Linked DNA regions of Homo sapiens: region 2 is linked to region 1. Evidence: read pairs that join two places in POLR2A ChIA-PET (ENCODE). Cell type or tissue: PC-3. All regions are shown on one strand. Each heading gives the region's core, and the rest is flanking DNA. Links, peaks and the distances in the headings are about the cores only.

Evidence for each region. Peaks named below come from ENCODE experiments on the same cell type or tissue, not always from the same donor. Only the 100,000 strongest peaks of a DNase experiment are listed, where the experiment ranks them.
Region 2: POLR2A ChIA-PET joins it to region 1 with 5 read pairs; 2 of 35 experiments call an interaction of 5 or more read pairs at or near these places.

Annotation. Positions count from the first base shown.
Region 1 is chr14:51,209,691-51,214,097 of GRCh38, forward strand. No RefSeq gene overlaps it. Among named protein-coding and RNA genes, the nearest start is that of TMX1, 28 kb to the right of the region's middle. In PC-3, for the core only: no CTCF peak of the experiment used is centred there; a DNase peak (open chromatin) is centred at 1,671.
Region 2 is chr14:51,117,108-51,121,514 of GRCh38, forward strand. No RefSeq gene overlaps it. Among named protein-coding and RNA genes, the nearest start is that of TRIM9, 24 kb to the left of the region's middle. In PC-3, for the core only: no CTCF peak of the experiment used is centred there; no DNase peak of the experiment used is centred there; H3K27me3 peaks cover 1,042 bases.

The DNA.
Region 1 (4,407 bases), core at 82-4,081:
CACTCATGAGCCAGGTGCTGAACCACCTTTAACCCAAAAAGCAACCCAATTGTCCCAGAGGATGGATTAATGCCAATCCCTAATCTATTTAAGATGATTTGGGCAGCAAAATCTTGAGATAAAATGTTTATTTTTTTTATTTTAAGGGACCAGATCATTAAGAGAAAACTTTTGTCTTTGAATTTCATTTCTTTATCTACAATTATCTGATGGTACAAGATTTCATATTTAGATAAGTTAGTACCAGTAGCATAAATAAAAGAGCTGGTTATAGATTCCTGAACTCTTGATCACAAAGAGCATTAGGAAGGTCAATGAGGATTGTGGCAAAAGTCATATGCATAAAAATCCAATGGGTAGTTCTCTTTACATTTTAGAATCTATAAAGGACTCTGTTCACTAAAAGTGTAATTATCGGTAAATGAACTGTAGCAAATCGGTATTTTTATCTACTTAATAGCAACTCAAAATTCAGGTGTTACTGTTACTTTGAGTTAGGGCAAAATAGTAACCTATAATTTTTTAAAAAATGCAACCAAGACATTATAAAACTAAATCTCAAAGTTCATCATTAAAAGGCAAATTAATAAAAACTGAATTAGGCCACATGAAAGAGGGATTTCTTATTGTAAAATGAGCCAAAGCAAGTCATTAAATTGACAAACAGGATGAATATCTGATTCTGAAAACCAGAGCCAGTTTGATAACAATTACTACATTACTACATAGGAAAGCTCTTGACTAGGCATATAAAATGGAAGAAGGGCCAAGATGAAGAGTTTCCAGAATTGGGGGCAAATTAAAACCTTAGTAAGTCCTTATATTTGCATACTTCTTCACTGAATAGTCCACTGCTATTGACAGCTGCTTGAAGTTACTTAATCTAATATACTCTCTAGAACATTTTCTAAAACCTTTTTAGTAATCTTTGGGTGGTCTTGGAAGGGCAACATTGCTTGAAGGAAGCAGTTCCTAACTGAAGCTTTGACTTTCTAGAGCCAGATGGGGCATATGAGAAACTCAGTGCACAGAAGGAAGACTCTGCCTGTGTTCAGCACAGCCTCTTCAACACTCTTGCTGCCTGCCTGCCCTCGGGTGGATCTGCAGAGCAGGGACCAGTTGAGGGCTGGGCAGGCTTACTGCTCAGTGCTGGGGATCCAGTGCTACATCAGATATACATAGTCTCAGATCAAGTCAGTAGACATTAGGATGAAAGAAAGGGGAACTAGAATAATTTCCAGTTATTCTCCTATTTTCCCATACTCACTGTTTTAGGTTTGGGGCTGCAGGAAGGGAAAGGAGGGGAAAAGAAATAGAACTGAAAGAGAAAGGGAAGAAAGAATATAGAAACGAAAAATGAAATAAACACAACTTAGAAGTAATAATGGCTAATACATCTTGAGAATTTACTCAAAACCATGCTGTTTTGTTTACACACACATGCAAAACATATGTACATGTTAATATATATATTATATATTACACATTTATACAACATAGATATATTTAACATTTTTTTAAGGATGATAAATACTAAAAACACTATGAGCAGTGGTTTACTGGTAAAAGTTTAACAACCAGCTCTCAAAAAAAAAAAAAAAAGCCTGATTTGTAGTGTTTGCCAATTTCCACCATTGCTAGTTTCAAGTTACCAACCTGATGTCACTGAACATGGGAGCTGGGCCAAGATTCACAACAGCCCAGTAAGTAGCTCACCATTATATGCTATTTGCACTACACACATACAACAGATATAAATAACCCCCAAAACATAGATAACAGTAAAATATAGTCAAATAATTAGGAAATAAGTTTTGACTATTTATTGCCTTTAATTTGATATAATTTAGTAAATTGTATAATAATTTAAATTTTTTAAAATTCCTGAAAATTTAACAATTGGTTTTTGCAAATAGTAATAACCCCTCATACCACTGCCTATAAAATAAGTACTATTATTATCCCCATTTTACATTAAAAGGAAACTGTGGACAAGAGAAGTTTAGGAATTTGCCTAAGATACCATAATTTGTGAATGGTGGAGCTGGGATAACAAACTCAGGCTCCAAAGCTGTTCTGCTACTCTGATGGAGAAGTACAGACTTAAAACAGGTCCTAGTGACTGAATTCAACTCTGTTTACATTCTAATTACTAGTTGTGGCTATTCTGGTGAAGCGGGTAGCTTTACGGAGAGGTGGATGATTCTCTAGCCTGGATGGGTAGAATGCTGGTTAGAGACCCTACCAAGCTAAAAAGGACTGGTGCCTCTCTCCATGTGTCCCAGGAGGAAGCTGCATCTGAACTCAAGCTCAATACGCAGAATCTTATTGAAAATACTTTGTGGAGAACACCAATGTCAATTTACTTTTCTTCTTAAATTAAAGTTATCATAAGATGTCATTTCTGGCTAAGATGAGTGAATTGAATGAAACTTTTTAGTCATTGGGCTGAATCCATATTTTCTCCAGAATCCCCATAGAGATTTCTGAGTGGGTCATAATTCTAAATGAGAAAGACACAATATTCAGGGGAAAAAATGTTATCATTCAAACAAAGTGTTATCTATGAGAGTTAACTGGTCATAACTATCACTAACACTACACTGACAAATAGCAAATTACTTTCTGTCATGACTTTTAGCAATTTTCATTTTATGTATGTATTTTGAAATAACTATTATTTGAAAATTTAGAACAGAATAATATATATCCTATACATCCTATAAATTAATTCATCCTATATGAATTAATTTTATGTTTATAACCTATAGTTTTGGGCTGCATATTTAGAAATTCAAGCAAGTAAAACAATCCATATTCATTTTTGACAAAAAATGAAAATCATTTCAAAAGTCATTTAAAGCAACTAAATGTATAAAAACATTAATTGCTTGGAAGCTAATTCATTTGGGTTATGAATTTACAAAGGTTGTGCTTCCTGTGGCCTCCATGGTAACAATAATAAAACAAGTTAATAGAATTAAATTTACATTCAATCAGTTTCAAAGATTAAAAAGTTGATGGATATACTGGAATGTAATTTTTAATAACCAAGTAAACCAATTACCAAATTCAGTGCTAGACACATGTGTACTTCACAGCAAAAAAATAAAAATAATGTTTTAATCTATTTCAAATATCACTGAAGAATTCATTAATACATCTGCTTAATAAACCTATACAACCTCATTAATTTTCTTGTTCAGTTTTTCCTGGAGCCAATTCTATGAATGAATGCTGGCCACACTGATCACGAGTTCACTGCCTGCCAGAAGTGGAGTCCAGGTCATGCTAAAGACAGTGGGAAATAGGAATCAGAGGAGAGCTTGAAAAGATAGTGGTGGAACTCTTACTATAGGATTTGGGAAGTAATTTCAGCAGAGTCAGGAAAATCTGAACCCCTGTTTCAGCTACTACATGTCCATTTTCCATCTTTCATGCCTATACACAACTCTTGTCAGCCCCTAAGTCCCTCAGAGCAATGTAACATTTGAGACCTGTCAGTAAAAGACTTCAGGATAATATACTCTAAAGGTTCAAAGATTAAGAGTGGTAGCAGGGCATGGATGTGGCTTGAAAATCCTGCAGCCCCAAACCCAAATGACTTCCACATAAGGAAGATATGAGAGTTGCCTAAGGAACCTCTTCCATAGGACAACTACCACAGGCTTGGCAAGAACTGCTAGATGTCCAACAGAACGTTTTCCTTTACCTCCTGGCCACATAGCTAAACAACATTTAACTGCCTCCCTTGCACATGACTGAGTTATGACCAATAGAATGAGGACAGAACCATGTCAGCCATTTCCAGGCCTGGAAGTTTCATAAAAACTTCCTATGTGATTCTTCTTCTTCTTAGACCCCATTCGCCAGCTGGATGCAGAGGATCCAGCAGCAAACTCTGATATTCTTAGCAGATGGGCTCTATTACCCCATCTTTTTTTTTTATACTTTAAGTTCTAGAGTACATGTGCACAACGTGCAGGTTTGTTACATATGTATACATGTGCCATGTTGGTGTGCTGCACCCATTAACTCGTCATTTACATTAGGTATATCTCCTAATGCTATCCCTCCCCCCTCCCCTCCACCCTACAACAGACCCCTGTGTTCAAGTGTTCTCCAAGTGTTCTCATTGTTTAATTCCCACCTATGAGTGAGAACATGCGGTGTTTGGTTTTTTGTCCTTGCGATAGTTTGCTGAGAATGATGGTTTCCAGCTTCATCCATGTCCCTAAAAAGGACATGAACTCATCATTTTTTATGGCAGCATAGTATTCCATGGTGTATATGTGCCACATTTTCTTAATCCAGTCTATCATTGTTGGACATTTGGGTTGGTTCCAAGTCTTTGCTATTGTGAATAGTGCAACAATAAACCTACATGTGCATGTGTCTTTATAGCAG
Region 2 (4,407 bases), core at 156-4,155, 93 kb before region 1:
GCCAGGCACTGGGCCAAGCCTGGTACATGCATTATTTCAGCGAATGTTCACAACTTTCCAGGGTAAGAGTTACATATCTCTATTGCAAGGATAAAGAAACTTGGGCACAGTGGGTTTAAATAAGCAGCTCAAGGTTGTCTGCCTAGTAAGATTCAGAGCAGGGCAATCATTATATAGATTCTTGGAAAAAATGCACTGAATATGTGAATTAGGATTTGAGCTGAGGCTGCTGCAAGCAAGGCTACAGTGCTGGTATCACTGTGAGACTGCAGGGCATCACCAAGGACCCAGGAGGGGAACTTCCTTAGATGTGCCCTCAATATAGCCTTCCTAACTTGGAGCTGGCAGGCTTGTCTTCTCATAATTGAGTCCGCAGATACTTACTGAGCATCTACACTGTGCCAAGCATCCAGAATGTGGCAAGCACAATAGGGTTCCCTGTTCTTGAGGAGCTTATGCTCAAGTTGAGAGAGGCAGACAATAAACACATAAACAAATAAGATCACTTCAGGCCTAGATAAATGCTGCAGAGTTGCTTAAAGAGGGTTACTGGATGGGACCATGTGAGAAGAACTACTTTAGCCAGGGATGAAGAGCTCTCTGAGAAAGGGATCTGAAAGGTGAGAAGAAGGCAGTGTGGGGAAAATATGAGGCAGTGTGGGGAAAATATGAGACAGACAGAAGGAGGAGCAAATGCAAAGACTCTGACACATTAGGACCTTGTCATGTTTGCAGGAAAAGGCTCGGTTATTGGCCATTCTCTCACTGTTACTTGAAGACTAAAAAGCATGGCCATGCTTCAGTGATTGTCTGAATTTCAGTGCCCCTGCACAAACTACTTGGTGGGGAAAATAGAATAAAGTGATCTTCCTTCTGTTTTTCTTTTCTCTCTTCCGCCCTGTAAATGTTTATGTCAGTAAGTCAGTAAGGAGCCACACACATGCCCAAACCTTCAGCATTTTGAAGAATTAATTTGCTTAGGGAAGAATATGAACTTACAGCATGTCTTGTAGAGAATATCTGTTGATAATATACATAATAGTCACACATCAAACAAACTAGTATTAGGGAGAATCCTTTCATTAACACAATCTAGAGAGTTTATCTTTGAACACTAGGAATAGGTTAGAAAACTCAAGAAAAAGTAAAATCACTTTCATGAGTTTTGATACAATCATCATATATTTCCCACAGAGTGGACTCTCCTTGTTCTAATCACATGATCCTTTGGGACAGGTGTTGTGAGGAGGACACCTCAGAATAAGGGGTATCATGCCATGACACTGTTTTTTTTTTTCTCGGAGCTTTTTCTGACATTGATTTGAGATTGGTTTTCATTAGTTTATGTAATATTTTAAATGAAAATAATGTGCATGCATTTCATGGTTATTACAGTATAAATAGGACAACTATTAGCTAAAAGCCTGAATTAACCTTTGCAAAGTGGCCCAACAAAGCTTCCTCCTGAGACAAAACCTCTGGCATCGCTGTCTCACATATCTACACTTATTTAATAAACATTTATCAAGTACACCCAAAAAGTGCCAAATTCTATGAAAGGTAAATAAAAAGCAGATAAATCATTGTTTCTACCCTTGAGAAACTTGTATTTCATTGGGGATAAATATTTGAAAGAGCTAAAGAACAAAGCTAGAGCAATTCAGAAAAAATAATAGGTAACTAAGATTTGCACAGAGCATCATAGATCATTTTCATATGCCTTTCTTTGTTTCACTTGCACAATGGTCTTTTGAGATAGTTACTGATATTATCCCCATTTCCCAGATGAAGAAACTGAAGCTTAGAGAGGTAAAATACACAAAACAACTAGTAAAGGCCAGGAGCAGGCACTGTAGTAGTTAAGAGCAAGGGCTCTGGGGTTAGACAGACTGAATTAGTTTTACAAACTTGGGTAAGTTTTTTACCCTCAGGCTCAGTTTCCCCATTTTAAAGGATAATAATGGTATTCACTTTCTCCACTGTTGTATTGAATGAGAAATCTATTGAAGATGCCTAGCACAGGGCTGGGACCACAGCATCCACTCAGTGAATGCAGCCCTTGTTATGAGGAAGTGGCAGAGCCAAGACTGGATTCCAGCATCTCTGCTGTCCAAACACAAGACCCTGCATGTCATGTGGACCCTAGCACTCTCTGCTTAGCTTAAAAATGTGGCTCAACCACTTACAAGCATGACCATGGGCAAGTTCCTTAATGGCTCTGTGTCTCTGTTTCCTCATTTGGGAAATGGGGATGATACACTTGCTACCTCACAGGCTATGTAAAGATAGAGTGCTTTACTACACATAGAGCACTTAGAACAGTGCTTGGCCACATTAAGCTCCCTAAAGAACTTTACCATCAAGGATCAAAGATGCAGGTGGGGTGTGTTTAGGAAGGCTTCTTTCAGGCAGAGCTTGTCACTTATATCCTGATGGAACAAATGCCAACAGGAATTGAATCGGCACACCCTGCTGATCATTACCCTTACACAGTCGGGGGAGGCATCATGGCTAGATTTTGAAAAGCTACCTCCACCACCTCTCTTGCACCTGTCAAAGCTGCAGGGGCTGCTCAGCAACACATGAGAAATCCAATTTGCAATAAAATCATTTTTTCCAAATACATCTGTCTACACTTGAAAGCAGCAAAACACATTTGAGAATTTGCAATCCTGCATAGAGGATATGAACTTGTCAACTTGTTCTGTCAACAGGCTTGATGTCTGAGCATTGTTGTCATCACAGAACCGCTTGTTATCTGCCAAGCTTGATTGTTTCCCTTTCAAGTGGGAATTGGAAGGTTCTCTAACAGGAGAAGAAAGCTTTACAAGCCCTGGATATAATGCAAAGCCACAGCCCTTGACTTTGTAAAGTGGAAGGTTTAGTCTCTGTGTGCTCTTAGCTACGTTTTGCTCCATGGCCCTGAGAACCTTCCCCTTTTCCCTCTTCCCCTCCCCTTCACTTTTTATTCCCTTTCTCCCCTTCTATGAACCAGCATCTCTAATGGGGGCAGGAATAGGTCAGCTTTGTTTGCCACTCTGGAAACATTCATTAAATAAAGTTACCATTTAGACTTTGTTTATCAGGTGCTTACTACATACATGACCTTGTTTAGTCCTCAAACAAGCCCTTAGAGGATTTGAACATGGCTTACTTGATGAGACAGCCAGGAATTTGAAGCATGATACTTCCTCTGAGTATGTGCAAAGAGTTTGTCTTTCTTGCCTGTCAGTCAAGGGAACTTTGGTTTTTGCCATAGGGGACTGTATTTTAATTGTATTACTTACATTTTTGACAATTAAAAAGGGTGAAACATAAGAAAGTTGTAGATTAAATTTAAAAAGATGAGGAAATAATCCTAGCTCCAGAAATTAAATTAGTTGAATCTTGTTGAGTTTATAAGTGTCATTCCAATAGGTTTCATTAAAATCCAACTAGGAAAGCAGAAGTGAACAGATCTCTAGCTTTGGAGTCAGATTCCATGTGGGGCCAAATTCTGATTCCATACATGGCCTTGGGCAAGTAATTTACTATCTTTAAGAGAGAGCAAGCCTGGTGGCTCATGCCTTTAATCCCAGCACTTTGGGAAGCCAAGGCAAGAGGATGGCTTGAGCCCAGGAGTTCAGGCCAGCCTGGATAACATAATAAGACCCTATCTCTTTAAAAACACACACACACAAAACTCTCTCTCTCTCTTTCTCTCAAAGCCCCTTGATTTTCTTGACTATAAAACAGGAATGATAATACCTCAATTATAGAGTGGTCAGCTAACATATATAAAGCACTTGGTTCACGGTTAGTACTAAATTAGTCTATATTTTCCTCTCTTTAAGTTGTACCTCTCTTTAGCAGATATAGAAGGAGGAGTTTCTCAGCAACTTGAAGAAACACAACATAATGCAGTTTTATTATAAAAGAAACAACAGTCTTGCCATGTCCTCCCCAGACAAGTTTTAAAAAAACCTATTAAAAAATTGAGACAGAGGAGACTAGGAAGGCAAAAATATATATATTTAATAGTGACATTCTGCCATTAAGAAACGTGATTTTTGGCTGTCATTATAGCCTTTTTCAGTTTTGGTGGGAAACATTGCCAAATAAGAAAAAATTCCATATATGGCCTTGGGCAAGTGAAATGAATAGAATTTTTCAACTTCTTAGAGGAAGCTCCTTTGACATGCAGTATAATTGCCAGAGGAAGTGAGTGCATGTTTTGAATACTGGTAATGACCCTAGTAGAACCAGGTCAGACCTAAAGAAAGCAATTTGAGCTTCGATCAGTTTGCTCCAGAGGATTCTAGTTTCTTGTTCAACTGATGGTGTTTAGTGCTAAGGTGGACTATTTATCGTAGCAAATAAATGATGCAGATTCAGGCATTTTTTGTTGCTTTGTTAGAAATAAACTGG